3 separate regions of the Homo sapiens genome follow, and all the other regions are linked to region 1. A link is an interaction called in ENCODE POLR2A ChIA-PET data of the cell type or tissue named here. Cell type or tissue: MCF 10A. All regions are shown on one strand. Each heading gives the region's core, and the rest is flanking DNA. Links, peaks and the distances in the headings are about the cores only.

Region 1 (10,182 bases), core at 1,083-9,082:
AAAGAGGAGAGGCAAGGAGAGAAGCCAGGGTGGAGCCTGCCCTCCTCCACCTGACACCCCCAACCAGGCCTGGGGCTCGGTGCCTCCAGCTCCAAGTCCTCCCCTCTCCAACAGCCACTTAAAGGCCTCCCTCTGGCTCTTCTCAGAGAAGAAAATCAAAAGAAGGAGAGAGGGAGGAAAGGCAGTAGTTCAGGGCATGGATTCAAATCTGCATGTAGGAGATGGAAAAGCAAGGTAGGAGATGGGCAGAGACACAGGAAGAGCAGGAGATGTAGGGTGTGGCCTTAGCACTTGCTGGGAGGTAGGGGTGGGACAACTGAGTGAGGAGCTGGCTTAGAGAGCAGACTGTGGAGTTTAGTCCTGATGGTGGTTTCTGAAAGTGTCATGGGGTTGGTGGATGCATGTAACCAAACAATTCTGTTAGCCTAACTCACCTGCTCTCCACTAGCCACCAATGCACAAATACAAATTGATCACCTATTAGGGGCTGCACTGTGCCAGGCAATATGAGGGACACGCTACAAAACATCCTGGTGGGCTGGGCGCGGTGGCTTACGCCTGTAATCCCCACACTTTGGGAGGCCAAGGCAGGCGAATCATTTGAGATCAGGAGTTCAAGACCAGCCTGGCGAGCATGGTGAAACCCCGTCTCTACTAAAAATACAAAAATTAGCCAGGCGTGGTGGTGCACACCTGTTGTCCCAGCTACTTGGGAGGCTGAGGCAAGAGAATCGCTTGAACCCGGGAGGCGGAGGTTGCAGTGAGCCGAGATCATGCCATTGCACTCCAGCCTGGGCGACAGAGTGAGACTCCGTTTTAAAAAAAAATCCTGGCCAGGCGCGGTGGCTCACGCCTGTAATCCCAGCACTTTGGGAGGCCAGTGCGAGCAGATCACGAGGTCAGCAGATCAAGACCACGGTGAAACCCCGTCTCTACTAAAAATACAAAAAATTAGCAGGACGCGGTGGCGGGCACCTGTAATCCCAGCTACTTGGGACGCTGAGGCAGGAGAATGGCGTGAACACAGGAGGTGGAGCTTGCAGTGAGCCAAGATCGTGCCACTGCACTCCAGCCTGGGCAACAGAGGGAGACTCCGTCTCAAAAGAAAAAAAAAAACAAAAACAATAAAAATGCAAGTCTGTTGGAAGCCCTGCCCAGTTCCATAGTGCATCTGTGTGACTCTGTTCAGGATTTTGCACCCATAGGCGCAGAATCTCACGTGTGTGCACATGTGCTTGTGACCAGGCAAATCGGTTGCATCTTTAATGTGCTTGGGAGTCCTGGAAGAGAGCCGTTTCTTAGGAGTGTTGCATGTCAGAAAAGGAAAGGAACTGAAGAAAGCTGTTTCTTAAGATTGTTGCATGTCAGAAAAGCAAAGGAACTGAGGGGCCCCACAGGCCTCTTATTGTACAGAAAGGGAGAAGATAAGGTCCAAGGGGTTGAATCACATGCTCTGGTCACTCAGTGAGAGAACACCTTAATAAAATTTGCCACGAGGCTTGTCTTGGCTGATATGTGAGTTCCCAGAGGTCACAGGCAGAAGCGCCGTGGAAATGGAATATCGGCACGGGAACTTAGGTTTCTCCTCCGCCTGTGGCAGCGCTGGAGAAGATGGTGGCACCTGGTGCCATGACTGCGTGCATGATGATCATCAGGGAGCAATGATGGGAAGTGTCTAAGGGTTAGGCTCTGGAGACAAATTTCTTTTTCTTTTTCTTTTTTTTTTTTTTGAGATGGAGTCTCGCACTGTCGCCCGAGCTGGTGTGCAGTGGTGCAATCTCAACTCACTGCAACCTCCGCCTCCCGGCTTCAAGCGATTCTCCTGCCTCAGCCTCCCAAGCAGCTGGGATTACAGGCACCTGCCACCACGCCCAGCTAATTTTTTGTATTTTTAGTAGAGACAGGGTTCCACTGTATTGGCCAGGCTGGTCTCAAACTCCTGACCTCGTGATCCCCCCGCCTCGGCCTCCCAAAGTGCTAGGATTACAGGCATGAGCCACCACGCCCAGCCTGGAGACAAATTTCTACTGACCAGCTCCTTCTTAACATCGCTGCACCTCAGTTTTCCCACGTGGAAAATACAGGTCATGGTACTTCCTCCTTCAGAGGGTGGTTGTAAGAATCCAATGGATGGATACATGCAACAACTTAGCAAGGTGCCTGGCACGCACTAAAAGCTCAACAAAGATGTGTCCTTATGATCATTCTCTGCTTGCATCCTCACCAGTGGATCCCAGCAAGCCCACTTCAGCTCAGAGACCTCTGCTAGGGCCCAGAGCCCATCCTTTGGAGATTCCCATCTCACAGGCTTTGTGGTTACTGACTGACTTTGTAATTCCCAAACCTGACCAGCAGGCAGTTCATATGGAAGTTCTTGCCACCTCCTGGTGAAAACAAGGACTGCGGGCAAATTGCTTGGTGTCCTGCTTTGTCCTGAGGCTGGAGCAAGGGGCATGGGTGGGCTGGGAGCCTTGGGCAAGAGGCTGATGCGTCGTGAGTGGTGAGGCTGGTGTCCGTGGGACACAGTGCTGTGTTCTCTCCCGCCTTGAGACTGTTTACGATTTGCCAGACTCTTGTGGTGCTATCCAAAATAATGCATCCAGTAGAGCGTTCCTGCCTTGGGGAGCTTGCATTAGGCTGCTGACATTCCCACAAAGAGCTATTTTTTTGTGCCACTTACTTTTATTTTTGTCATTTGCTTTACTCTCTTAATTTCCACTCTACCTCCCAACCCCCAACCCCTGTTCCCACCCATATCATTGCCTGTTAAAAGCAGCGGGAATTCTGAAGCCAGCCTTGTCCTCATTTAGGATGAGGACCTGAGCACAGAGGGATATTTTTCTTGTGGCAGCTGTGAGCTTTGCCAACCCCACTGAATTCAGGCTGGCCACAGCTCATCCCATGAGGCCAGGTATAGAGCCTTTCCTAGCAACAGTTGCAGAATCACAGCAGAGAGCGCTCCTGGGATCTGGCCCCCAGGGTTGGTCCATTTAAAGAAGCCACACTTGAGCCTGAGCCTAGCAGAGCTAGTGAGAGAAGAGTGTTGGCTCCATGCTGGCACGGGGCCTGCCTGTCCCTCCACCCCTTCAAGAACCCGTGACAAACAACCTTGCCTGGTGCCCAAGTGCCTGCCAAGCCCTGTCATATTAAAACCCTGGAAGACTCGGCAAGGAGTCCAATTTCAGCCCAGCAGGTGGGGAAACCAAGGCAATAAGAGCCCAATGTGACCAAGGTCACACACAGCTCTGGCTACAAGGCCCCGGAGGCCGGGCATCCAGGGCTGCAGGCTAAGCACCGAGCACCCTCACCCTCACCCCAGCCAAGGCTCAGCTGGGCACAGAGGAGGAACAAACATCCCCCACGTCATTCAACAGCAGAGCCCAGAGAAAGGCCCAGCACTTCCCCTCCATGAATGCTATTGCTGGTCCCCTCCCTCCCCTGGCGGGAGGGGGGGATACAGAGGCACTGAGACTCCCTGGAGCCTCTTTGGCAAGTCATTTCCAAGCCAGGCAGCCTGATCTCAAGCAGCTCCCAGTTGAGTGCCTGAAACACCAGACATCAAAAACCTGGCAGGCCTGGGGAGAAGGGAAGATTAGATCATTACAGCAGAATGAAGCAAACCAAAAACCCAGAGAAGGCAGGAGGGACAGAGGCCAAGAATGTTTCAAGGCAACCTGAAACTCCTTCAGATGAGAGCGGCCCGTACAGTGGCAGCTTCCCCTACTGCCAGGAAAGCCTGGCGTGTCTCAGCCCCTTTTTGGGTGGAGTAGGGAGTGTACTGGTCCATACACGTGCGCTCGGAGGTGATGGGAACAGGAAGCATGTTCTGGTCTTCCATGTGCACACACATTTGGACACATAAACGTGCATGCACAGGTGTCCAGGCCAGGCGTGTAAGCCCCCAGGAGTGCATGCGTGTGTTTGCGTGCAGTCTACAAACATGTTTTCACAAAGCTCAAGGAGAAGCAATCAGTCATCTCCAAGGAATCTTAGCAACAGCCATCCCCAGAAAAGGCTCCTGCCAGCTGGGGCAGCGATGAGTCAGCAGAGGCGTCGTGGGGGAGGCGGGAGGCGAGGCAGCCTCAGCCCTGGAGCCTGAGCCGGCCTCTCCCTTCTCCTGGGAAGGCCTCCAGACCCGGCCTGGCCGCCACGCCTGGGTCACTGCTTTGGCACTGATGTCCGAGAACACATTCCTGGAACTGGCCAGCACAGGCGGCTGGAGGGTTTTTCCCTCCTCCTCTCTCTCCCTCTCACCCTCCTGTCCGGGCCCCACACCCGCCCTTTTATTTTTCCTTCTTGCTGCAAAACCAAAACACCGTGTTCACGAGTTCAGGCGCTGTAGCCAAGTGGCAGGAGCTGGCAGAGCAATTGGGAAACAGGAGCTGCCTGGCCCAAGCAGGCCAGGGGATGAGGACACCTCTGGCCAGCCACAGAGAGGGCCCTGCTAGGGCTTGCTGAGCCCTGGTTAAGTACTGCAGGGCAAAAATGTCATCGCCTGGGGCCCCAGGGAACCGGAGTTCAAGGTGGCAGCTCCCAGAGAAATGGCCTGTGTCTCTCTGCCCCAGTAGCAGAGCCCGAGGTCACTAGCAGAGGATGGCGGCTGGAAGGTGACCAAAGGAGCAGAGAACCACAATTATTAATCATGAATCCATTGCCTGAGTGCATACACAGTCTTCAGAGCCACCTCAGGGTAGAATTATGTCCTTATACAGACAGGGAGGTGAAGGTGTGGGCAGGTGAAGGAATTTGGCACAAGGTCACGCAGCTAGCTTTTAGCCACGGAGCTTGATGGAATTAATCCAGCTTCGAGCTGACTTGGAGGCTTTAACTGATGGGCCACACTGGCTTTTCTTCCTGGGCTGCAGCTACACAGTATGCCAGGATCGCAGCACTTACAAAAAATAAAATAAAATAAAAACAACAAAAAAAGAGCGAGTGCTGTCTCCTATCTCTCCCCCACCCGCATGCAAACAGATCTGGGGGAAGAGCCATCTGCAACCTCAGCAGCGGAGGTGGTGGCAGCGGCGTGGCAGGCGGCGGTGGCAGGGGCAGTAACAGCCCAGCCCGAATCCCTGGCCTCTTTACTGGAGGCAGGAAATGAATAAAAGCTAAATGAGTTTGAAAATGCCAGGAGGCAGTGTTTATCCCCTTCCCCCACCCCCTCCCCCTGGCAAGGACCGCGTATAGTTACAGTTTAATCTTGGAAATGCCAGACAGCTGTTCCCCGTTGCTAAGAGACTGGCCCACATTATGCAGATGTCAGGGGCCTCAAATGTCTGCCGGAAATTACAGATCATGTTGGAAGAGCAGAGGGGCCTTCTCTTGACTGGGGAAGCGCAGTGGGAGACTCCTTGGGTGGATGGCAGAAATAAGGGGCCCACCCTTTCCGGGTCTCTTCCGAGGCTCTGAGGCTCCAGCCTGTCCCTCCTCCCAGCTCCCCGATGCCTTGGCTCCCACCCCAGGTTCCGGCCTCCATCCTTTGGCAACTGTGCCAATGGCCATGTCCACCCCCCACCTCCAGTGCTCCTTCTGGGACATCTTTCTTCAGTCCAGTGTCCCTGTCTGTCTTCCAGTCTTCCCAGCTGCTGCGATGCCACTGAGCTGGCTGGGTCCCAGCTGGGAGGAGGAGCAGACCCCACTCGAGGAGGGTAGGATTCCACTCCATAAGCTCTCCTCACCTGGAGCGGAAAATGGGACACACTCACCACACTCACACCCTCCCTGTCATCCCCCACCCCATGGAAAGCCAAAGGAGGGCTATCACCATGGCAACTGCAGGCTACACGAGCTGCTGCATCACTGGTCCCTGGGGAAGGGGAACTGCCATCTGGGCAGGGGGTTGGGGGAGGAGGAGGGGGAAGTCCTTTTCCAAACTGGAGCTCTAACATGAACCCTGATGGAAGGTGACGGGGGAATTCACCAGGGCTCTGGGCTGGGAGGGAAGCAGCTCAGGCTGGAGAGGGGCATGGGCAGGCTGCAGGGTGGTGCCCGGGGAGTCCATGGCAATGCATACGGTCTTCAGGATGACCCCCAGGTACCGTGGGGGTGGGGGAGGGTAGGCTGCGGCCCGGTGTGGAGTGGGTGCTGTGTGCCTACTGATTCCCTGAGAGCTCACAAGGTGCTTTGAGGACAGAAACTTTGTCACTACCTATGCATCCGGGTGGTATCTGCTCTCCCTGTTGCTAACTATGTGACCTTGGCCTTCTCCAGCTGGGGAGCCCAGCCATATAAAATGAAGTCAGGTGGACTTTACATGCATGGGAAGTGGCTTTAACGATAAGAATGGCGTGTGTGTGTGTGTGTGTGTGTGTGTGCATGTGTGTGTGTTTACCCATATATGAAAGTGCTTTGGAGAAAGGTTCTTGGAAGCCCCATGAAAACGGGGCCTTATTACCATCCATCTGGTCTTCCCAGAAGATGCTGATAAGGCTGCTGGCAGGGGAACACCATTTCAGAGCTTTCTTCCCAGGTACCTGGGGCCTTCTTCCCTGCAAAAAGACACCACCCTCAAACGCTGCCTTACTGACCTTGTGTCCTGACTCCTCGGGTCACCTCTCCCTCCCACCATTCCTACAGCAACTGAGATGCTGGATGGGGAAATTGAGGTACAGAGACTTCCAAGACTTGCCCAAGCCATCATAAGCCATTAGCTAATCCCATACTCTCCTGCCTCAGCCCTTGCCTTGGGTTCAAACCCCAGGAGGACCACGACCTCTGGCCCTGGGAGATGAGAGCTAGACACCAGCGTTCCTCCTCCTATTAGCTATGTTAGCTTGGGCAAATAACCAAACCTCCTTAACTCTCATTTATGCTTCTGGAAACTGGAATGCCATGACCTATTAGGGTTGCTGTGAAGGATTAAATGAGATACAACATAAAACTTGCTGAGCTCCTGCTAAGCTCTCAATACATTTGAGTTCTTTTATTAAGGAAAAGCTGGTTCCTGGGCACTAACTCCTTAGAAAGGTGACAGGCTTCAGCAGCTGGGGGACAAGGAGATTGTTCAGGCTGCATGCACACCCACTCCTCACTCCTCCAGCACAGCGACCAGTTTCTGCCTCTTTGGAAGGTTCCAGAAGGGTTATCCAGGACAGTGCAACTGGAAGAACTCAGGGCAGGTACCAGCCACAAAGTCCTGGGAGGTGGGGACGGGGCTTTTATCAGGGCCTCAGGGAAGACTCCCTCCCAGGAAAGGAGTGGACAGTAGAGGACGGTGGAGGATGGATGTCAGAGGGTGGTGGAGGATGAATGGCAGAGGGCGATGGAAGATGGACGGTGGAGGACAGTGGAGGATGAAGGGTGGAGGATGGTGGAGGATGGAGGGTGGAGGACGGTGGAGGATGGAGGGTGGAGGATGGTGGAGGATGGAGGGTGGAGGATGAAGGATGGAGGATGGAGGATGGAGGGTGGAAGGTGGAGGGTGGAGGATGGAGAGTGGAGGATGGTGGAGGGTGGAGGATGGAGAGTGGAGGATGGTGGAGGATGGAGGGTGGAGGATGGTAGAGGATGGACAGTGGAGGATGATGGAGGACAGCGGAGGATGGACAGTGGAGGATGGTACCCCCCACTCGATAGAGTAGAAACTGCTGAGCCAGAAAGGATTTGTCTGTGGGGCAGGAGAGCCCCAAGGCTGAGTCATGACTGGCTCCAGGTTCATTCAGCCCCTCAGAGCCCACTGAGGCCTCTGCGTGTGGCGGGAGAAAGCAGCGCTCAATCTCTGCCTTTGTTCTCCTCTCTCTCCCCAGGCCTCTCCCCACCCTCTCATCTCCCTTCCCCCAGCTCGCTCTCCTTCTCTCGCTCTCTTTCTCTCGCCCTCCTCCTCTTTCTCGCACTCTCCCACCAACGTCGGCTCCCTCCCCCTTCGTCCTTCCCTTGAAGCTGATTTCTTGCTTTCTCATCCTTTCTTCTGCCTCGGAGCTCACAACCACACAGGGCTGGCTTCCCTCCCCTCCTCCCTGTCCTCCCCTCTCCATCCGGCTGTCTTTCCCTCCCCTTCTCCATTTCCTCCCTCCTCCTTCTTCCCTCCTATTTCTCCTTTCTCCCCCAACCTTCTCACTCTCTCTCCCTCAATCTCTCTCTTCTTCCTTAAAGGAGACAGTTCAAGCCCCCCAAAAAGCAAAACCAGGTCAAGATCATCCATCAAGCCCTCACCAGGCCTGGTCTGGGAAGTTGGGGTCTAGAGACCAAGGCCAGAGCTAAGCAGAAAATCAGAGTGGGCTTGGGGAGAGTTTGTTGGAGTCCAGCCCACCTCGTCCAACCCACCTCAACCAGCACCTGGAACCCTTTCCCCACCTGGGTCACCTGCTTCTCACAAACACCCGAGCTTGGCTTCCAGCTCCCTGCTGCATAAGCTTCCAGTAAGCCAGGAGATGTCTGAGTTCCTGACCCTCCCTGAGCATTCGGCTTACCTCCTTATTCTTTGCCCTGGTGCAGGGAATCAAGGCAAAAAGAAGGCAAGAAAGAAATCAGAAGCAATGATGACCTGCTTTGAACTGGAAGGAAAATGGCTGGGGGAGGATTTGTACCATCTATGAGGTGCACATCATGGTAGAAAAAACACAGCTTTAAAACCAGACAGGCTGAGTTTGAACCTTGAACCTGCTTCTTACTAGCCAACAACCTTGAGCAAGACGCTCGCTGCGCCGCCGTGTCCACCTCTGTAAAATGGGGATAATGAAAACAGCACCGCCCTCCTGGGGCTGTTGTGAAGACGCAGTAAGAAAACGCATCGAAGTTCTTGGCACACAGCAGCTGCGCCTGAGCCCTAGTTCCTCCCTCAGAGAAAGGAAGGCTTCTTGCAGGAGATGGGGTTTGTTCTGAGTGTTGAAGGATGGATAATAATAGTAATCATACTTCTATTTTTGTTGACACCAGGCGCTATGCTAAGCACTTTGAATACATTGTTTCATTTAATCCCCCAGCAACTCTATGAGGCAGGTTTTTTTTTTTTCCCTGTCCCTGTTTCACGGAATAAGCTGGTGAAGTTCAGAAAGGCTAGGCAATTTACCCCAAGTCACACAGCCAAATGGAGGAGAAAATTCAGAACTCTTCTGCTATCGCTTGGACTGGGGGTGGGACTGGGAGTGGAGGACACAGCAAAAGTGACAGCAGGCAAGACCAAGAGCAGGGCCTAAACCAGGCGTGAGCCAGGACCAGCAAGGGACTGGGTGTGGGTCTCAGGGAAATTCTGAGGCCATGGCAAGCCCGTCTCTCCTTAGACTCCGCCTTCCTGCTTCCTGCGAGCCCTCGGACTCTGGCCGGCCTTGCTGTTAAACCTCGGTGGGGAGGGGGAGAAGGGGGTTCACGTGTTCATCTCTGCAGCAGTGGGACCCCCAGTGCTGCCCACCCCCTTCCCACACAGGTGCCCTGTAATCCAGATAATCCCTGCAGCTCCGTCCTGTCCCTTGTATGGCAAAAATGACCTCCTTGGTTTCTTGCCGCCTAGTGTTATGTCACAGGGATAATGGCTTCTTCTCTGGGGTGGGGGGTAGTCAGGACAGTGCTTAGGGATTCTTGCCTGAGATTACAAACGGGGTTGGGGAAAGTGGGTGGTTGGCGGTGGGACTGTGGGAGGCGAGTATCTTGTGGGAAAGAAGGTGGCCTGGCCCCCAAACAGTTTTTGGTGGAAAGAGATGAGCTGGGAGGACTTTAGCCAAACAGGTGTAGATGCCCCACCTGCCTATCACATCCCCCATCACCCCCCAACAAGCCATCTCACATTACACCGTGTATTGCTTTCAAATAGAACTCCACAGTTTCCATGGCAACTCACCCACGTGGTCGCTGCCTTAGAGGCTGGGGGATGGGGGGAGGGAAGGGCAGCTGACAAGAGGCACCAGCCTCCCAGAGGTGAGGGCAGAGTCAAGCTGGAGCCCGCCCTCTCTGCTGCCCACCCCCCGTTGCCCTGGCAGAGTCCCACCCGCCCAGCTCCCTGTGGCTGCCGCCCTCCCTTCACCCTCATCTCCAGGGCTCTCAGCTGAGGCTGCACAAAGCCCTAGGGAAAGAGTAGGTGGAGCTCCAGGACAAAGAGGCTGCCAGATCACTGCCCCCAGATGTGCCCTTGACCTGGGCCAGTCTGTGTCACTGTCGTGGGGCAGGGTCTCCTTGCAACTCTGGGCTCTTCTCGGAGAGGCCAGGGACGATCCTGCCTGCCCGGGAAGCACACCTTTGGGCGTGTCTAGT
Region 2 (10,182 bases), core at 1,326-9,325, 120 kb after region 1:
GGTGGGAGGATCACTTGAGCCCAGGAGTAGTTCAAGACTGCAGTGAACTATGATCACACCACTGCATTCCACTATTCCACCCTGGGTGACAGAGCAAGACCTTTTTTTTTGAGATGGAGTCTCACTCTACGCCCAGGCTGGAGTGCAGTGGCGCAATCTCGGCTCACTGCAACCTCCACCTCCTGGGTTCAAGCGATTCTCCTGTCTCGGCCTCCCAAGTAGCTGGGATTACAGGTGCCTGCCACCATGCCTGGCTAATTTTTGTATATATTGTTTCATGGGGTTTCACCATGTTTGCCAGGCTGGTCTCGAACTCCAGACCTCAGGTAATCTACCTCAGCCTCCCAAAGTGCTGAGATTACAGGTGTGAGCCACCGCACCCAGCCTTCATCTCTTAAGAGAAAAAAAAAAAAGCACTTCTAGCCAAGGGTAGGTGTATAGCTCTGACATCAAATCTGGCCTAGGCATCACTGGAGCAAGAAAGCCCGGAAACAAAGTGACCCCTCCAACACATGTAGAGGACCACCATACTTTAACCTGAACTCCCCTCTCTGGCCGTACACAGAAGAGTAAGCTTGATAGGTTCCTGGTGTGAAACTATTCTCAGTACTTACATTTTGTTTCGAAGCTGAAACTTGGCTACCAGATGGCCTGGTGGGTTTCTGTTCCCCAACTCCCTAACCAGTGCCCTTCCATTTACCATTCATTCAGTTATTCAACTATTTATTTAGGGAACACTTTCTATCTCAGTGCTGGATGAACCAAGCCAGACTGGCTGTAGCCCAGAATCTAGAAGCTTCCATTTCCTCCTAGGTGTCCTACTTTCCTGATGCAATAGCCCAAAAGTCATAAGAGGCAGAGCTTTTTCAATACTCCCACCAGCCACATGACTGACTTAGAGCAATCTATTTATTCTCTCTGGGACTCCATTTCTTCACCTGTCAAAGGTTGATATTAAAACCTGTTCTCCCTACTTCAGGGGTTTGCTATGAAATTCTGTATGTTAATGCCTAGGGCTGTAGAAAGGCGAGACACTGTGACAAATCTTTTTTCCAGCGCTAAGCCCTTCGAGGTAAAATGGGTGGAAAGCCAGGCCTGCCGCTAAGCCCTGTCCACTCTCTTCATCTTGCCCTTGGAGGGCCTCCTCCTGGGGGGCCAATCTAGCATGTCCATGTCCTTCTGGGCTGGCAGACAAACAAGCAATGACAAGCTTTAGGCCTAAAAGCTGGAGAAAGACAATAGCAAGGTTAGGCTGTTTGTTTCTCATCTCTCCTAGAGAGACAAGGATATCCCCTCCCCAAATCCCTGGTGGTGGCAGTGAAGCTCGGAGCAGTTGGATTTATTTAGGGCTTTTACTTTTTTTTTTTGTTTTGGCCAATTTGGAAAGAAAAGAGGCAATGACCTCTTCTTTAAAAAACAAAACTAGGCAGGAAGTGTACTGGGCCTGAGTGGCAGGGACTAAGGGTGTAATTACAGGTTTTTGTTCAGCATTTTCGAGTAATTAAATCCAAAGGAAAGCGAGCCTAGCCGAGGCTTCTTGGATGCAGGGCAGAGAAGAGCTGTGTGTATGTGTGTGTTTTGTGTGTGTTGGGATGGGGAGGAGAGGCAGGAGGTGAGAAATGGATTTGCTTTTCAGGCTGAGAAGAAGCGGGCTTCTCGCCTTTATTAATATTTTTACATTGCTTTTTCCAAAAGGTAGCCGATTATTCATCTTTTATTCGGTGCCACTGCCCTCTCCTTGGTGACATTTTCAGCGTGCACAGCTTTCTAGGCACTGATTTTCCTTCACGCCAACTCTCCCCCTCCCCACTTTTTCATATTCCCGCTTTCTGCCTGGTTGCCCACACAATAAACCCACTGCAAAATCCGCAGCCAGCTTTCTTGCCTACAGCTTCCATCCCAGCGACCTCCGACGCTGAACAATAGTCTCTCCTTTTGTTTTAAACATCTTCTGGCTTTCCTTGTTCCGCTTTAAAATACTTCTTACCACCACCATCCCTACCCAGCCTCCCCCGTGGTTGCCTCGGTTTCCTTTTGGGACAAGCAGTCTGTGCACAAGCGCACCTGGTTTGCAACGCCCAGAGCGTTTGAAATGGGTTCAAAGCCTAGGGATGCGCGGGCTCCTCTCTCCTCCCCTCCTCTTCCTTCCCTCTCCCTGGGCCCTTGATGTCCCTCCGACGTTCCCTGGACGTTGTGAAGTGACAAGCAAGAAAGCATATACTGTCTGCTCACATTTTTAAGGGCAGGAAACCTGACTCACCCCCAGACCACGCGCCCCAAGGAGGGGCACTTGCATTTTCCGGCGGGTGGGGGGGCGGCCTCTACTAGGGTTAGCTGGGGCCGGCCTGGAGGCTGCCCCCTCCTCTTCCTCCTTCTCCTACCCCCACCCCACATCATGCCCGCAGATTACCGCCCCCACTTCCCCCGCCAGTCCCCTTCACCTACTCTCCCCAAGAACAGATTGTTTATCAGAACGGGCAGCCAAGAAACCTACTCCTGTTTCTGGCCTCTGCCAGAGATTAATCACACTTGGGAATGGCACAAAACTTGACTGTGTTGGGAAGGGGTGAGGCGTAGGGGGTAGGAAGGTGGGGAGATGTGGGGTGGGGGGATAGTTAAAAGGAAAGACCAATACATTTGACAAGGTGACCAAATCGGGGTTACCGCTGCCTCTCCCCTCCTTTAATTTTAGTAAGTCAGTGCAGAAGACGGAATTCTACTTCATTCCCACTCCCTCTACCCCCACCCCCAATTACCTTCCTTCTTCTCTAGGTCTTCATGTTTGATGCTTTAATAGTACTGACTGGCTTTTAATTCTGATTAACATTCTCAGCTGGTGCGTGCGTGTGTGTGTGTGTGTGTGTGTGTGTGCGCGCGCGCGCCCTCGAGCGCGCGTTGGGGCCTGGCAAGACACACTCAAACCGGACTGCCTGACAAATCCCCCCTTTTCATCCTTCTCTTTGAAATGACATCAAGATGGACTTGTGGGGGGGGAGGGATGAAGAGAGGAGGCACGGAAAAAAGAGAGGGAGGGGGAAGGAATTTATGTGCTTTTCTACGGCAGCTAGTAAAATTCCTAAGGGAGAACAAATGCCAAAATTGACTGTCTTGGTGTATTTTAGACCCGATCGTCAGGGTGAATCATGTCAGGGCTTTGCAGTGGACCTGCAGCCTGGGAGCTGAAGACAGGGACACGAAACATCCCTGTGTCTGGGAGGTGCCCTTCTGAAAGAGGCAGGAGATGGGTATTTGCTCTCACCAGGCTCCTCTCCTTCAGGATTTTTTTTTTTCTAATTCATTGCAAGATGGAGTTTTTTTTTAAAAAATTGGCACTGATAAAAGCCAAGGATAGAAAACTCCCCATAAAACACGGCCCCCCAAGGGAAGTGCAAAACCCATTTGATGCAAAATATAGATATCTTCACCCTGGATTTTTCCCCCTTTGCTTTACAACTCTGCAGACATCAGGTTAGCAAAAGGTAATAAATAGTCCTTGCACAGCAGGGTCTGGACTAGTGAAAACAGTTTACTGAAATTAATGGGCCTCGTTTGAACCAAAACCTCCACTTTGGAATTAATGCCAGACATAGTTTTCCTGAACTCTATCCAACCGCCTAAGCGGCAGACAATTTTCATTCTATTTGTGCTGGAAAATAAAGCCCAAGCCCTTGATCTCAGTGTAGATTTTCATTAAAAAAAAAAAAAAAGTACAGTGAATACTATGCCAATTTCCACTTTCTGCCCATAGAAGCCCTTGTGCTCTGGGCTGTGCGTGACGGTCAGAAGTTATCTGGTAAACTTTGCATTGAAAAGCATCTCCGAACTCCCTCCCCATCTGTGGCCTCACAGCTTTCACCATGACATCTGAGAGATTCAAGGAAAGCTCCAGAAACAGGCTTAGCTCTCAATAACAACCCTCTTCCCTACAGATCTTAGAAAGGCTGGATCTGAACAACGCTGCCTGCAAGACCTCCATTCCCACCCTAAATAAAGCGCCAAACCATCCAACCGAAACCCACCCCTCCTCCCCTGGTACTCAGGGTGTCTACAGCTCTGAGGCTCCCTTTATTTTTATTTTTATTAATGTATTTTTAAGGCTGAAAGGCACACACACCACACGCATTCACACCCAGTGGTTATGGGGTTTTGGCAGGTACGCGGAGACCCGGTGCCCCAGCTGTCAGTGTCTGATCCCAACCCCTCCTCCTCCTCCCTCCGTTATTTATTAATAAAAGCCTGGTCGTGGGCAGCCGGCGTTCTGGTTTTCATTGTACAGTCTGCACTGGTGACACAGGACATGTGGAAAATTTTGAGAGCACTGCGGTGAATAGTGTGGAGGGGGAGCGTGAGCAGGGGGAGGGGAGGGGAGGGAGGGGAGCGAGTTACTTTTTAGCTTCCGCTAAGTACTTGGCGGCTCGCCAGGCCCGGAGAATTGTGGGAAGCGAAAACCTCCCCAGTATAAACTGCCAGCTTTAAGCAGCCCTGACAGTTCTGCTCCTTCCAAACTTGGCAGCCGTTCAAAGTGCTCTTTCATTTGAAATGCTGGAAGCCTGCCATGTGCAATGCAGATTTGCTGTGCCTGTGCGCAGAAGGAACTGATAAATGCCGTTGCAGTTGCCATGGGGACAGGAGGCTATCAGAATGGCCTTGTGATCCGCAGCCTCTCTGCGCGGCAGGCTCTCGTTCTCCCCCTCCCGCCCCTCCTCCCTCTAGTCAGTGAGATGGTGAAATAAATGTTCTGGAAAAAGGTTAACCCTCCCCGCTCTGGTTCCGAGGGTGAGAGGAGGTTAACCTCTAAGCACTTCCTTGGCCTTAAGTGCCAGCCCGGAGCACAGGTGTCAGCGCCGTCCTTGGGTGGGTCACCATCCTCCCGCTCTCCTCTTTCACACCCCCAGCTTTCTTCCTGCTCCCTGGGGGCTTTCACAAAGCGGTATTTTTAATAGAGGCTTTTCAGCAAGCTCAAGTGTAAGTCTTTGAGTCATCAAAACCCGGATGTAAACACAGCAGCCCTGCATTCTGCACAGTTTGCGTGTATTTTATCTTTTTAATAATATTTAGCTGGCAACTTAAAACTGCAAGGATGCCAGATATTTTAGCCAGCCACTTACATCATGCAGCATCCATCTTGGGGAGAGTGGTGGCGGGTCCTTTCCTTGTTCTCTTGCTCCCTGCCGCCTACCTGAGACCGCAGGAAATCTGGGTCTTTCTGAAGGCATCTTCTTGTGGTGTAGTCCCCTTGGAACCGCGGCCTTTAGAATGAACATGACATCACCTTGGGCAACAACGACAGAGGGTGTGTTCCTGTAGGAGACAAGACACGGGGAGATCCAAGGTGAAACAGATCTATCATTTACGCTGCGCCAATTTCAGGTGTGTGAGGGTGCACAGTCTGGATCATCAGCCCCCCATTTAGCACGAACTGCCGTTTGAAACACAGTCTGATTTAATGTACAGAAACAAAATAGCACATTCAGATTTGGTATATTTTCAGGCCTGTAATGCCAACACTCCGGGTGGCCTGTTTAATGGGGAAAAAATGAAATATTCCACTCCAGCCCAGGCCTATGGAAACCAAAGAGGTTTAGTGATTTATTTACATTGGGGGTAAAAACGGTGAGCAGTATTCCTTCTCGGCTCGCTACTTCCTGAAGGTTTCCTGAACCTAAACATTCGTTAACATCCCAGGAAGGGAACTTATTTTTCCTGTGGCTTTCAATATTTTCTGCTAAATATATTTCGGCACACTGTTTATCTTGGGCTTCAGCTTTCAGACCTTTATGCACTTTTAACACCTTGAGGCTGTTTCACTGAAAAATGGTGTATGTTAATTAAAGAGGACTTTATGTGCTGGGCATTAAGGCAGGGGGGATTTCTGTTTTGATCTGTCTGTATAATGAGGGGCTTCAGGATGAAACACAAGTCAGAGGCCTGTTAGCTTCGTGAAGCCCTTTTGACAAAGCGGGACCTTGAATGTGGGCCCTTGTATTCAAACACTTGAAGACCACAGAATGTTGAACTGAACGAAACATTTCTTCCTAAGTGCATGGTGAACATGGAGGCCAGGAGACGAGAAAGACTGAAAATGCCCCAAGTTCCTGGGGCTTAGCTGCAATTTCTTTGAACTTGACTGTCTCTGGGTGTCTGCTCGTGATTGTCACGGCAGCTCTGGCCAAGGCGATGCACTCTGTCTCGCTGGAATTTCCTGATTCCAAAGTAGCCCCTTCCAAATAAATAATCAACAAACGCCATCTGCTTCACCTTGCCAGCAGGCACAGAGCTGAAGGGTTAGCTAAAACCTACAATTTTTAGGAGCAGTAGGCTCTTGAGACATTTCAAGATAGGTTTCGACTTGGAATTAAACTAGAGTTAGAGGCAGAAATCAGGTGATTCAGAAAGCAACCCCCCCTCCCTCCCGCCAACTTCCCCAGACAGTCCAGGCAGCTGGGTTTTTGGCTCTCACAGCTGCTAAGCTTTGGCAAGCCAAAAGCATATTTCGTGGTGGTGATTCCTTTCCCAGGTTGACGGACATGTTTCTGTACTGAGCACAAGGCATGTTTCCTGACCGTGTGTGAATCAGAGGCTGCATTTTTATCCAGGGCTTCTGGTGACAGTTTTAAGCTGGATGAACAAAGCAGACCCTGACATGTCCCTGTCATCAAGGTCAAGAGATACAGAATCTATCCTAAATGTTCGCCACCTCTAGCCCAGATGTATTATATTTATTTATTTTTGTTTTGTTTTGTTTTTTGAGGCGGTGTCTTCCTCTGTCGCCCAGGCTGGAGTGCAGTGGGGCAGTCTCAGCTCACTGCAACCTCCGCCTCCCGGGTTCAAGCAATTCTCTTGCCTCAGCCTCCCGAGTAGCTGGGATTACAGGCACGTGCTATCATGCCTGGCTACTTTTTTTGTATTTTTAGTAGAGACAGGGTTTTGCCATGTTGGCCGGGCTGGTCTCGAACTCCTGACCTCAGGCGATCTGCCCTCCTCAGCTTCCCAAAGTTTCTGGGATTACAGGCATGAGCCACCACACCCGGCTATTTTTTTTTTAATCATGCCAAGAGCAGCCACCACCCCACAAGTCAATGGATGCCCATGTTCATGTGTCAGATGTTACCCTTCTCTCTCTCAGTGTTTTTGTAGTGTTTGCTTCTTTGTTGGCTTTGGTGAGAAGATTTACAAAAGCCATTTTGGACCCTTGAGTGCCTTTCCAGATCGAGGCAAGCTCCAAGATTCCAAACAGCCTTGACCTCGTCTGTGTCGCCCCATTATAGCAGGGATGATAACCGGAGGGGAGTCCTTGGTGTAGCCCCTCCATACCAGGGCCCGGAGAGCCAGCTTCCCAGAAATCCATGGATTAGGAAACTCTGTCGTGGGCCAGTTCAGGAGCGGCAGGGGGAACAACTCCCTTTTGTTTTGTTGTCTAGCATGTGACCAGAATGCTGCCAGCTAATTTTAACCCCACCAAAGTACTGCTGGGAAAAAAAAAAAAAAAACTATCTTGCATCTGGAGAGAGAAATGCTGTGGGCTGGATAAAAGCTTTTCAGCCTGTGTTCCTTCCTGTTTCAGTTTCCAAACTTGCATTATCGGTAACCTGAAAAATGATGAGTTTCACCAAATTCCTGGATGTTGTGCAAGAGGACAATGAGTCTATTTTGGGTGGTGTGAGTGTGTCTGGCATAGACACTGGGAACCATTGTTTTCAGGAGGGAGAATGTTTTGGGGTTTCCTGGTGCTTTCCTTATAGGGTCTCAAAGCCCCAAGGGGTACTGCTGGGGGGAGAAACCCTCCATGGCAACCATGGAGGCTGTGCTCTGCAAAAGACCTGGCTGAGAATTGGGTGGTTAGGCCAGTGGGTGGGGGTGAGGGGTGACGTGGCAGTGGTGGCTCCAGAGGTGTTAAAAGGTGCTCTGTAGGGAGTGTTTGAGGTAGAACGACTGGAGCAGGAAGAAGTGGGGAGAGAGAGATGCTTTCACTGTGGCTGGGCGGCCCCCTGGGACACAGGGCACCTCTTCTACTAATTCTCCATATCTGCTTTTAGCACCATGCGTGAATGGAGGATTATATGGAGTTCCCCACCCTGGATACTGGATTCTCAAAGCATACCTGTGGTGGTTCATTGTTGCTGTCTGGCTGGATGGCAGTTGTTGCTAGTGGAAAAGTCCAGAATCGCAAGACCCAGGAAATGAAATGGTTTGGGTGAGACAGCGTGTAGCTAGGCAGGTGCCGCTGACTGTTCTAGAACTAGATAGTAAGGTGGACTGCCGTTAACCTGAGTGTCCACAACGCAGTCTCGGAAGATAAGGTCAACACTGCAGCACTTGCTGCAACCTCAACCAGGAGAGCTTGGTGGCAGTTGTTCTGACAGCTGCAGAGGGCCTCAGCTGCCTAAAAAGCCATTTGCTCAGCCCTGCCCTGTCTGGCCAACTTCTGTGTATTTCAAGGATCCTCATGGGTCTCTGTGGCCCCCCTCTTTTCTGAGTCCTCAGGCAGACACCATCTTCGGAAGGGCAGGGAACCCCATGTTCTGCTTCTAACTGGCTGCTATAACCTGCCAGCAGTAGTCAAGATCAGTTGGCAAATCCCTAAATTAAGGTTCTGTTTATTTTGTTGTTTCAAAGGCTTGTTTTGAGCAAGATGTTGTGCTTTAATTAAAAAGATGAGAGATCATGAGTAAGTGAAAATATTTTTGAATCTTCACAAATAGGTTTGAATTTCATTTCTTGCGATTCACAGTAGGGGGTCAAGCTGATCAGCACTTTTATCTGTGAGACCATCTAGAAGGTCTTCTGTAAGTTAACAGCTGACTCTTCTGCACAATAGAATTGTAAAGGGAATCCTCTGTCAAGCATTTGTTCCTTGCTGCTTCTCTGTTTACAGATTTTAGCCAGCCTTCAGCTGTCATTAGGGCATATTCCTCATTTACCTTTCTAGCCAGAGGATTCCTAAATGTTTCATAATAGCTCCACAGCTGGAATGCAGCTGCTTGGGGTGGAGCAAACATAACTCCCTATAGGTCAGCGGGTGAGGGAGGGCAGGGAATCTTGGAAGGTTGGGAAAGTCCTTCTAAAGCCAGAGCTCAGGAATGAGTGGGGCCACTGGTGTGAAGACTTTCCAGATGGGGGAAGGAAGGGTTCATTTTCTGCCCTCTGGGTAGATTCCAAAAAATCGCTTTGGGGAGGCCAACTATTTTGAAATTGCCTTTAAAGAAGACAACACAAATGTTTAAACTGACCTGGAAAAGCCTTTCTTTTTCCTTTCCCTACAATCCTAGTCTGTTCCCTTGCACATTAATCAACAGAATTGTGTGCCCACGATTCTCCCCTCCCTCACCTCTTTTATTATTATTATCTTTGGTTCAGGAAACTTTTGGAAGCTTTCCCAGGCTGGAGCTATAGAATGATTCCAGGAAAATGCATAGGAGTTTCTGAGTTTTCTCTGGAGGGAGCTGAACATGTTTTTCAGAGAGACGAAGCTAGGGGCAACCAGGTCTTGTGCAAGAATGCAGCCACAAAAGAGGGCAGACAGTGCTAAAAAGATCTGTGGACATCCAAAAGTTCTGAAAGCAAGGTGTGGCTTAGTGAGCCTGCCTGTTCCCCACCCCTTCAGTGTTTTATTATGGCAGCTGCCATGATGTCAGTCCGTGAGCCCAAGCACCCCATCTCAGGGAGATATGCTGAGAACAGCTGGGTGCTGGGGTTTGGACTCTCAAGTTAGCAGCACTTGTAGTTTCTGCCAAAAGAACACTCCAAGATATAGATGGAAAAGTGCAGGGAGTCAATACTTACCCAGCAGGCAGGGGCCCCACCCAGACATGGAATGCAATGGACAAAAAAGTGTCCTTGGGCTATTGCTGCCAAGGGTGGTGCCAGCCTTCAGCCTGTGCCAGCGCAGATGCTTTTGAGCCCAGAAAACACACACAGAACTGCATGCACGCATATATCAGAAACATCTGTCTATACACAAAACCAGAAAGCTACTGGGGAGGTGTGCATAGATGAGGTACAAGAGCAAGGGGGACCTGCAGGACCCATCACTGATAGATGTGGCTTTTTTTTTTTTTTTTGAAACAGGGTGTTGCTCTGTCGCCCAAGCTGGAGTGCAGTGGCATGATCTGGCTCACTGCAATCTCCACCTCCTGGGCTTAAGTGATACTCCTGTTTCAGCCTCCCGAGTAGTTGGGATTA
Region 3 (10,182 bases), core at 1,117-9,116, 140 kb after region 1:
AGTTGATGCTGGAGGAATGCTTTAACACCCCTATCAACACACAACCCAAGTCGGGTCCAGCTTATTCTTTCAAGATGTCCACAGTTTCACCCCACGCTCAGGATATGTATGGGTGCGTGTGCTTTTGTACACACTCATATAGCAAACTTTGAGCTATAGCCAGGTACTAGGGCAATATTAGTAAACAAAATAGACAAACACAAACACAAAATCCTGCCCCACTGGAGCATACATTTGTGTGGGGGGGGCAGGGGGGAGTCTGGGATAGAAAAGTAAATAAGCAAGTAACATAAACATGATGTTTGAGGGTAATATGTGTTATGGAGAAAACTAAAGCAAAAAAGAGGGTGCCCCAAAATGAGTGGGGGATTTTAAATGGGGTGGTCAGGGAACGTCTCATTGAAAAAGTAACATTTAAATAAAGACCAAAAGGAGATGAGAGAGTGAGCTATGAAGCTATTTGGTAGAAGAGGGTTCCAGGCAGAAGAAATGGCAAACTCAAAGATACTGAAGCATGGTCAGAGAGGCTGTCCTAGTGGGAACAAGGAGAGAGGCGATGGGAAGAGGCAGGAGGTGTTGGGCTCTATTATTAATAAATTATGGTCAGGGGTCCCCCAATCCCCTTTTCCAACCAATATAGTTAATTTCATCCCTTTTCTTAAAGTTTTGAAACTAATACCTGTCTTGTAAACAAGCCATGACAAAGCTCTATTTAGAGAAATATGGTGGGGAGAGGCTAATCAGGGTAGATTTCCTGGAGAGGGAGGTTGGCTGACTTCTTCTCTTTTCAGGTGAAGAAACCAAGACTCAGAGACAGTCAATAACTTGCCTAAGGTCACAAAGCTAGAAACCGACAGAGAAGGGCTTACATCCATGCTTATCTGGTTTAGAAGCCACTGCTCTTAGCCAGGGTGCTGCCATGGTGACAGGCCATTTCCATTAGAGGAGAATGATGGCTGTTCATCTGAGGACCTGGAACAACACGGTCTGCGTGGCCATCACTCAGTCAGGGCAGAGCATGGGTACAGAATCGTGGCATTGTTTGGCTGAGAATCATAGATTCTCAGTGAAGCACAGGCAAGGTGCCAGGCCCCAGGCATGGGGTTTTAGATGCATGATCTCATTTAACTCTCATTTTACAGATCAGGAAATTGAGGCCTGTCACGCTTCCTGATCTTGTGTGTATCAGAACAAGATCATAACAATTGACTTTCAAAAATTAGTGGCTTAAGGCCAGGCACAGTGGCTCACGCCTACAATCCCAGCACTTTGGGAGGCCGAGGCGGGCGGATCACCTGAGGTCAGGAGTTCAAGACCAGCCTGGCTAATATGGTGAAACCCCATCTCTACTAAAAATACAAAAATTAGCCAGATGTGGTGGCAGGGCCTCTAGTCCCAGCTTCTTGGGGCTGAGGTAGGAAAATCACTTGAACCTGGGAAGTGGAGGTTGCAGTGAGCCAAGATTGCGCCACTGCACTCTAGCCTGGAAGACAGAGCAAGACTCCATCTCAAAAAAAAATAAATAAATAAAAAATAAAAAAGGAAAAAGTAAATAAAAATTAGTGGCTTAAAACAGCAATTTATTATTTCTCATGATTTTGTGAGTCAGGAATTTGGGCAGGGCTTGGCTGGGTGGTTCTTCTGCTCCATGTGGTGTCAGCTGGGGTCACTCAGCTGCATTCAGCTGGCAGCTGGACTGGGAGGGAAGGGCCAAGAAGGCGTCACTTACAGGCCTGGCACCTCAGCGCTCCTCTGCATGGCCTCTCCACGTGGTCAGCATGGTGGTTTCAGGTCAACTGGATTAATTACATGGCAGCTGGGAATTATATTTCATCCAAGGGAATGAAAGCAGAAGCTGCCAGACTTAGGGACTAGCCCTGAAGTTGGGACAGTGTCACTTCCACCACTTCTACTGCCCCAAGCAAGACACCAGATCAGCCCAGATTCAATGGCAATGATGTTTTGCAGCCTGGCTGCTCCATCACAAGCACTCCTTGCTCTGGCTCCCTCTTCTCCCATCCTTTGCCCAATCCAATATAGCAATGGCAATGATGTTTTTATTTGTTTGTTTTGTTTTTTTGAGACAGAATCTTGCTTTATCACCTAGGCTGGAGTGCAGTGGCACGATCTTGGCTCACTGCAACATCCGCCTCCTGGGTTCAAGTGATTTTCCTGCCTCAGCCTCCCGAGTAGCTGGGATTACAGGTGCCCGCCACCACACCCAGCTAATTTTTATAGTTTTAGTAGAGATAGGATTTTACCATGTTGGCCAGGCTGGTCTCAAACTCTCCACCTCAGGTGATCCACCTCCCTCAGCCTCCCAAAGTGCTGGGATTACAGGCGTGAGCCACCATGCCCGGCCTTTATTTTTGTTTTTAATTTAATTTAATTTTTTGTGAGACAGGGTCTCACTCTGTTGCCCAGGCTGGAGCGCAGTGGCACGATGACAGCTCACTGCGGCTTCGATCTCCTGGGCTTACACAGTCCTCCTGCCTCAGCCCGAGTAGCTGAGACCACAGGTGTGCTCCATAGCACCAGGCTTATTTATGTATTTATTTATTTAGTAGAGATGGGGTCTCCCTATGTTGCCCAGGCTTTGTTGTTCTTTGACTTGCTTCTTTCACCTATCCATATATCCTGGCAGGGTCAGGAGCAGGGTGAGGCAAGCAGGATCCTCTGTGACCCAGAGAATGGCCCTCTTGCACTCTGTGCCCTTTCTCAGTACACGAAGGTCTGCCTCATTCTTGTTTTTTTTTTTTGGAGACAGAGTCTTGCTCTGTCACCCAGGCTGGAGTGCAGTGGCGCGATCTCTGCCCACTGCAATCTCCGCCTCCCGGGTTCACGCCATTCTTCTGCCTTAGCCTCCCCAGCAGCTGGGACTACAGGTGCATGCCACCACGCCCGGCTAATTTTTGTATTTTTAGTAGAGACGGGGTTTCACCGTGTTAGCCAGGATGGTCTTGATCTCCTGACCTCGTGATCCGCCCTCCTCGGCCTCCCAAAGTGCTGGGATTACAGGCATGAGCCACCGCGCCCGGCCAGCCTCATTCTTTTTAACTCTTGCATAGTATTCTATGGTAGAAATGGAACACCATTAACCATTTCCCTCTTGACGAACCTTTAGGTTGTTTTCAGTTTTTGGCTATTACTAAAATGCTGTCTTGAAATCCTTGTAGATGTCTTTTTGTGCATGTAGTAGTTATATAATTTTTACTTCAGTATATATGCATTTTATTTTTTATTATCTTTTATGGAGACAGGGTCTCACTTCCTTGCCCGGGCTGGAGTGCAGTGCTGTGATCATGGCTCACTGCATCCTCCTCCTTTTGGGCTCAAGTGATCCTCCCACCTCAGCCTCATGAGTAGCCGGGACCACAGGCATGTGCCACCATGTCTGGCTAATTTTTTGTAGAGATGGTGTTTCACTCTATTGCCCAGGCTGATCTCAAACTCCTGGACTCACGTGATCTGCCCACCTCAGCCTCCCAAAGTGTTGGGATTACAGGCATGAGCCACCATGCCTGGCCAATGATGTTTTTAAATGCTGCTAATAATAACGTACAAAATTCAGAAAATATAGATAAATAAAAATAGGAAACAAAAACCACCATATACCACGGCCTAGAGACAATCGGAGGTCCCTTCAATACCTACACTGGAGGAGGAAAGAAGCCCCCTCCCCCGGAGAATCTTCCACCCATTGCAGGGGTCTGCTGTGATTTGGGCTCTGTTCTGCTGACAAGGTGGAGCCTGTCATCTATCCCAGACAGAATTATTGCCTCAGATTACATGGTTGATTATCAATTACTTGTGTTCGTATGAGAGCATGTGTGCGTGTGTGCATAAGTGTCTTTGCAAATCATTAAGGGTCGTAATTCTGGATTATCATTGATTAACGTGAGGGAGGCCTGGTACCTCCAGCAGCCGGGATGGCAGGCCCGCAATTATGTCCCAGCTGATCAGTAATTGGCGTATCACAAGATGATTTCTCTCTCGGCTGCCTACCCCCAGCCTCTCCTGTCGGCTTCACAATTAGCACCATTGCTCATTCCCTTCCAGCTCAGGCCAAATGCAGAAGCCTGCTTTCTGGCAAGGGGAAGCCGTGGGGCTGTCTTGAAGACCACCACCCAAATAGAGTGGGGATGGTGGTGTGGGGTCGGTGGCAGAGGCACAATGCGGGGGAGTGGTGCCGGCTTGAACTCTAGCTTCCTGATGTCTGGTGCTGCCTTTGTGTCTTATCCTGCTTCCCAGCAAGCTCAGGCACCATTGACCCACCCTCATTGCATGGATGGGGAAACTGAGAACCAGAGAAGGAATATGGCAAATTAGAAAAAAAAAAAACATCCAAAAGCAATAATTCAGGGCAACATGGCCACACGGGTCCAAGCCCAAAGAGCCCAGGAGGAAGCAGAGCTATAGAAGGAGCACCCCGACCATCACTCCTATCCTCGGGAAGCTGTCAGGTCGCCACTGGTTGTGTCAGTTTCCTTGAGCAACACAAGCTTTTAGCCTCCAGAGATTGCACATAGATGCACAGAGCTCCCCGGGGTGGGGAGGAAGCGTACTGAGGAATGTGCAGGTGTACTCCCTGCTGGATTATGAAAACGGCTTCCTCATGGTTCTCCCCACTTCCAGACTGGGCCCCCAATCTATCCTCCTGTCCAGCCTGCACAACGAACTCCCTGTTGCTCTCAGTTCAGGTCTTCTCGTGCCCTCTTTTGCCCTAGCCTGGTTGATCCATCACAGACCCCTCCTTGTCCTGGCTCCCTTATCTCCTGTCCTTTGCCCAATCTGATCCCTCCCCCTAAAGCCCCTGTCCCCTCCTCCCACACTCTTTTGGCTTGGAGCACACACCCTTGGGGGAGGTTTTAATACAGGTGCCCCCACTTGGGCTCCACTCCTGAGAAAGGAATTCTGACCTCCCTAGGAACCAGCAGATACAGAAGCAAAAACTTTAGGGATGGCTTTGGAGGCGTGTGAAAGGATGGAGAAGGCAGGGCTGTTCCAGAAACCTTCCACATAAAAGACTCTCCCATGGCTGCAAAGCCACCAGGCAGTTTGTTTCTGAGCCTTGCAGCTGTCTTGGCCATTTTCATTTTTATCTACTTAGGTTGGTCAGCGGGTCATGGCAAGCAGGAGACACAATGCTAATGACTCCGGCTCCACGTGGCGACCATTCAGGAAAAAGCTGCAATGTTCTCTCTGCCACATTAATCAGAGAAACACATCAAGAGTTGTTGCGTGGAGACAGCTTTCCTCCCAGTACTCGCCCTGCATACTAATCACCACCCCCTCCTGGCGGTGAGTCAGCTCCAAACCAGGCCGGTGGTGGTAAGGGAAGGCCAGAAACACCAGCTCCATCCACGTGGGGAGCAGCTGGAGGAGCGGGAGCCAGGCCCTCCACCGCCCAACATGCACTGTGTGTGACCATCATGGAGGCCTGGTAGGTGGGGATGGAGCACTCTGGGAAAGTTCATCCAAACCCAAATCTGGGCTACTTCCTTGTGTCTAGGTCTTGCCCAAGTCGACCAGAGGAAATGCTCCAGAAGCTGATCCCTAGACAGAGCCTTTGTTTTTTTGTTTTGTTTCGTTTTGTTTTGTTTTGAGACAGACCCTTGCTCTTTCGCCCAGGCTGGAGTGCAGTGGCGCGATCTCGGCTCACTGCAACTTCCGCCTCCTGCATTCATGCAATTCTCCTCCCTCAGCCTCCCAAGTAGCTGGGACTACAGGCATGCACCACCACGCCCAGCTAATTTTTGTATTTTTAGTAGAGACGGGGTTTCTCCATGTTGGCCAGGCTAGTCTCAAACTCCTCACCTCAGGTGATCCACCTGCCTCAGTCTCCCAAAATACTGGGCTTACAGGTGTGATCCACCGTTCCTGGCCCAGGGTCTTATTAAAATAAAGCAAGCGGGGCCTCCGTGCCAGGCACTTTGGTAACAATTAAGCCATCACCTTGGATAGTATTTCACATGTGGTAGGCAGAAAAGGAAGCCCTCTAGACAAATTAGCTCATTTAATCCTCGTACAACCCTATGAACTACTCACAGGTACTAGTAACATTACCATTTTGCAGACAAGAATGGTGACACGTGGAGAGATTAAGTAGCCAATTCAAGGTCACACAGCTAGTAATAACCAACTGGATTTGAACCCAGAGAATCTGGTTCCAGTAGCCATGCTCTCCTAGTGCTCAGGGTTGCCTGAGCTGATAGTGACCATAGGAAAGCCTCTGAATGTCTTTTGCATGTATTCACTCATTCACTCACTCATTCATTCATTCATACAGCAGTGATTTGTTGAGCATCTACTATGTACAAGGCGCCATACTAGGTACCAGGGAGACAAAGGTATGTAAAACAGACATAGGCTTAAGAGGGAGACTGACATCAATTTAACATTTTTATAAATTTATAGTAAATGCAAAATGTGATAAGTGACATGAAGGAGAAGTATTGGATCCCATGAAAGCACCTAGTACGAGAACCTCATCTGTTTGGTGAGGTCAAGGAAGGGTTCCCCGAGGAAGTGACAAATGAAGAAATAGCTTATACTGGTGGTTCTCATAATGTGGCCCCTGGCCTAGCAGCATAAGAATCACCAAGGAATCTGGTTTAAATTTTTTTTTTTTAGAGACAGGGTCTCACTTTGTTTTCCAGGTTGGAGTGCAGTGGTGCAAACATAGCTCACTGCAACCTCCTGGGCTCAAGTGATCCTCCCACCTCCCAAGTAGTTGGGACTACAGGTGCACACCACCACACCCAGCTAATTTTTTTTTTTTTTTTTTTTGGAACGAAGTTTCACTCTTGTTGCCCCAGGCTAGGGCACAATGGCATGATCTCGGCTCACTGCAACCTCTGCCTCCCGGGTTCAAGCAATTCTCCTGCCTCAGCCTCCTGAGTAGCTGGCACTACAGGCTCCAGCCACCACACCCGGCTAATTTTTGTATATTTAGTAGAGACGGGGTTTCACCATGTTGACCAGGCTGGTCTTGAACTTCTGACCTCAGGTGATCCACCCACCTCAGCCTCCCAAAGTGCTGGGATTACTGGTGTGAGCCACCACGCCTGGCCTAATTTTTTTATTTTTTGTAGAGACAGGTGTTGTCATGTTTTCCAGGCTGGTCTGAAACTCCTGGGCTCAAGCAATTCTCCTGCTTCAGCTTCCCAAAGTGCTGGGATTACAGGTGTGAGCCACTTCAGCAAAGAAATTTGTAAGAAAGGCAAACTGTCAGGCCCCACCCCAGACCCACTGAATTGGGAACTCTGCGGAAGAGGCCCAGAATCCGTGAATGAGCGTACCAGGGGCTTCCGATGCATGTTCGAGTTTCAGAACCACTGCTTGCAAGTCTTTGTGTAACAAAGGCCCCGAGGTGGGCAGGCGCAGGCACATTAGAGTACCCAAGGGGGGCCTGCAGGTGGGGCGGGAGTGGGGGTGGGGCTGGATGGTGGTTTACACTGGCCTTGCAGGCATGCTCAGCAGTTCAGCACGCATCATTTCCAGTCACCAGGAGGCCTGGCCAGAGGTTCCTCTGCCCTAAGAACCCTCAAGGAGTAGCAGGTCACCTGTGTGTCCAGGCTGGCCAAGTTACGTAAAAGCATGGAGATGACTATGACAAAGGCTTCTAGAGGCCCCTGGTCACCTGATCTTGACCATGTTTTGACTTCCAGGAAGCACTAGTCAGACAGTGAATTCTGTTGCTGTGAAAATGCCTTAGTCCTCAATGCCGAGAGAGGAACCCCAGAGGGAAACACCTCCTTATCCTCAAGAAGCCTTTGCAAAGGGCCTGTGGGTCCTGTTTCCCCTTGGATCGGTGCTAGCAAGGGACATTATCTGCTGAGCAGAGGGTTGCTAGAGGTGGCTTCTACCCTCCTCAGGAGGCAACCCTGAAACAGACACATTGCATTAAAGACCCTGCGCAGCAGAAGGCAGGTATCACCCGCTGAGAGAGCTGGTTGGGTGGAGTCAACGTGAGCTGCTGGAGCTGGGCTCATTGCACAGGAAGGACTGGCTGCTAGTTCTTTGGCTAAGCCTGAACAGGCTGGGTGTGGTCACACCTGCTTGCTGGACATGTTAGCCCAGAAATACATCAAAATTGGTGACAACCAAACAGCCCCCCAGACTCAGAGTCAAGTGGCATTTATGGGGTACCTACTATGTGCTAGACACTGTATGAGGCCCTTTCACAGGTGTTAGCTCTCTGGTAAAGCTCCCAAGTTTGCAGATCCCTTCTCCATCACCCTGTCTACAAGTGCAGATCAATCGTTAGTTCATGCTTGGTGCATCAGGACTCAGTGGCGAGCAGGACAGACATGGTATTTTCAGGGGCAACACAGCGGGGGAAAACAAAGAGATATACATGTGCCAGATAAGGAGCTATTGGTTGTTTTTAGGGCCAACTGTGAGGGTTCCCAGTGCTTTGTATCAAGAATGACTTTCTTTTTAAGGGTCTCTTGTAGAGAGAAAGAAATAAAGACAAACCACAGTTGGCTTGCGAGACTCACATTGGCTTTGCCCACAGTTACTGGTTTTTTTTTGTTTTTTTTTTTTTGTGAGACGGAGTCTCACTCTGTCACCCAGGCTGGAGTGCAGTGGCACCATCTCGGCTCACTGCAAGCTCCGCCTCCTGGGTTCACGCCGTTCTCCTGCCTCAGCCTCCCGAGTAGCTGGGACTACAGGCACCTGCCACTACGCCCGGCTAATTTTTTGTATTTTTAGTAGAGACAGAGTTTCATCGTGGTAGCCAGGATGGTCTCGATTTCCTGACCTCGTGATCCACCCGCCTCGGCCTCCCAAAGTGCTGGGATTACAGGCGTGAGCCACTGCACCCAGCCTGCTCACAGTTACTGTTAAACACCACAGTAGAACCTGCCAGTAGCTGAGCACACGCAGGGCGCCAGCCACTAGACAGCATGGTTATCCAGCCACTAGACAGCATGGTTATCCATCTCACTTCCTCCTCTTTCCAGCTGCCCCGCCTCTCCATGGGGTTTTTCACAAGACGATCAGAGACCCAGAGACCCAAAGGAAAGGGAGACAATGGGGATTGGAGGCCACGGGCTTTAGGGGAAGGTAGGGGGCAAAAAATAGAGCATATGCAAAGCCCTGTCCTTGTTACTTCCCTCCCCAATCTCCACCACCACCCAACTGGCATATGAACTTGTTCTTCTTGTATACAGCTCTGAGCAAAGCACCATATGGCAGTTTCATCAGGCCCACGGCCTGGTTTCCATCCAGCCCACTCTAATTTCCTTCCAGTCATGGATCTGCAGAATAACCCATCCTGTGGAAGGAGCTCAGAGGAAGAAAAAGATAACAATAACAGTAAAGATATACAGAGCACAAACCACAGCGGGGAGCTGTTCCAATTATGTGTATGTTTGACGCTTGCAACAGCTCTAGGAATATCGCTGTTAGCATCCCCATTTTATAGATGACAAAACTGGGAGACAGATGTTCCGAGACATTCTCAAGGTCACATGGCTAGTGATGACAGAGCTGGGATGGGAGCCATGTTAACCGTCAGACTTTGCTGATTCGCTGAATCTTGGCTAAAAGATGTTGGCAGGAAGGGCTGAGAGCTTAGAAGAAGGGGTCCTCCCGGTCTGGCTGGGACAGGGTGATGCCAGCAAAAAGGCCCCTAAATCCACAAGCAGGGGAGGGGCGGGGTCAAGGCCCGGCTGACCTGACTCCAGCAAGCAGGGTCTGAGCTCCATAAGTGGAGGTGTCAGGGAAGCATGCAGAGGACTGGGAAGCAAGGAAGACCCCTGGAAGCAGCCCCCGCAGAGGAGGGTCAGGGAGGGCTGGGGGGCCCCCAGGAGCCCCAGGAGCTTGTCCCTCTTTGGGCTTCCTTCCGTGGCTAGGTTCTCTGCTCACCAGGAGTAAAGGGTAAGCATCCTCTCTGAGCCTGCAGAGCAGCAAGCCTGCACTGAGGCATTGTAGGAATGAGTGGCCCCTGGGATGGAAGGACCTGGGTATGGGTCTCAGCTCCATATCTTTGGGTTGTGTGGCCAAATCACACCCCATCACTCCCATGTCTGTGAGCCTCATCTATAGGGCAGTTAAGGAATGTGAATGGGCTGAAGTATCAGGAAACCAGCTGGGATCCTATCTCAGAAGAGGTGTATAGTACATGATCGTGCCCCTAGCCCCCATTCTTCCTTCTAGAACAAGGAAGGAGAA

What was found. ChIA-PET counts read pairs that join two places held together with the same protein. Peaks named below come from ENCODE experiments on the same cell type or tissue, not always from the same donor. Only the 100,000 strongest peaks of a DNase experiment are listed, where the experiment ranks them.
Region 2: POLR2A ChIA-PET joins it to region 1 with 48 read pairs; 25 of 35 experiments call an interaction of 5 or more read pairs at or near these places.
Region 3: POLR2A ChIA-PET joins it to region 1 with 13 read pairs; 28 of 35 experiments call an interaction of 5 or more read pairs at or near these places.

The regions. Positions count from the first base shown.
Region 1 is chr14:76,914,933-76,925,114 of GRCh38, forward strand. No RefSeq gene overlaps it. Among named protein-coding and RNA genes, the nearest start is that of LINC01629, 40 kb to the right of the region's middle. RefSeq lists silencers at 2,254-2,548, 4,041-4,191, 10,014-10,182 and enhancers at 3,366-6,422, 3,603-3,662, 8,723-9,718, 9,719-10,182. In MCF 10A, for the core only: a CTCF peak has its summit at 2,374 (motif pointing left); DNase peaks (open chromatin) are centred at 2,369, 3,689 and 4,239.
Region 2 is chr14:77,035,946-77,046,127 of GRCh38, forward strand. LINC02288 (long intergenic non-protein coding RNA 2288) reads left to right here and starts at 5,104. Exons shown (of 4, transcript NR_110554.1): 1 at 5,104-5,332. RefSeq lists a silencer at 4,277-4,466 and enhancers at 4,576-5,307, 4,583-9,065, 4,717-4,806, 8,612-9,122. In MCF 10A, for the core only: no CTCF peak of the experiment used is centred there; DNase peaks (open chromatin) are centred at 4,566, 6,486, 7,616 and 9,046.
Region 3 is chr14:77,054,428-77,064,609 of GRCh38, forward strand. It overlaps LINC02288 (long intergenic non-protein coding RNA 2288), which reads left to right. Exons shown (of 4, transcript NR_110554.1): 2 at 5,111-5,301. Among named protein-coding and RNA genes, the nearest start is that of LINC02289, 17 kb to the right of the region's middle. In MCF 10A, for the core only: a CTCF peak has its summit at 5,312 (motif pointing left); a DNase peak (open chromatin) is centred at 5,294.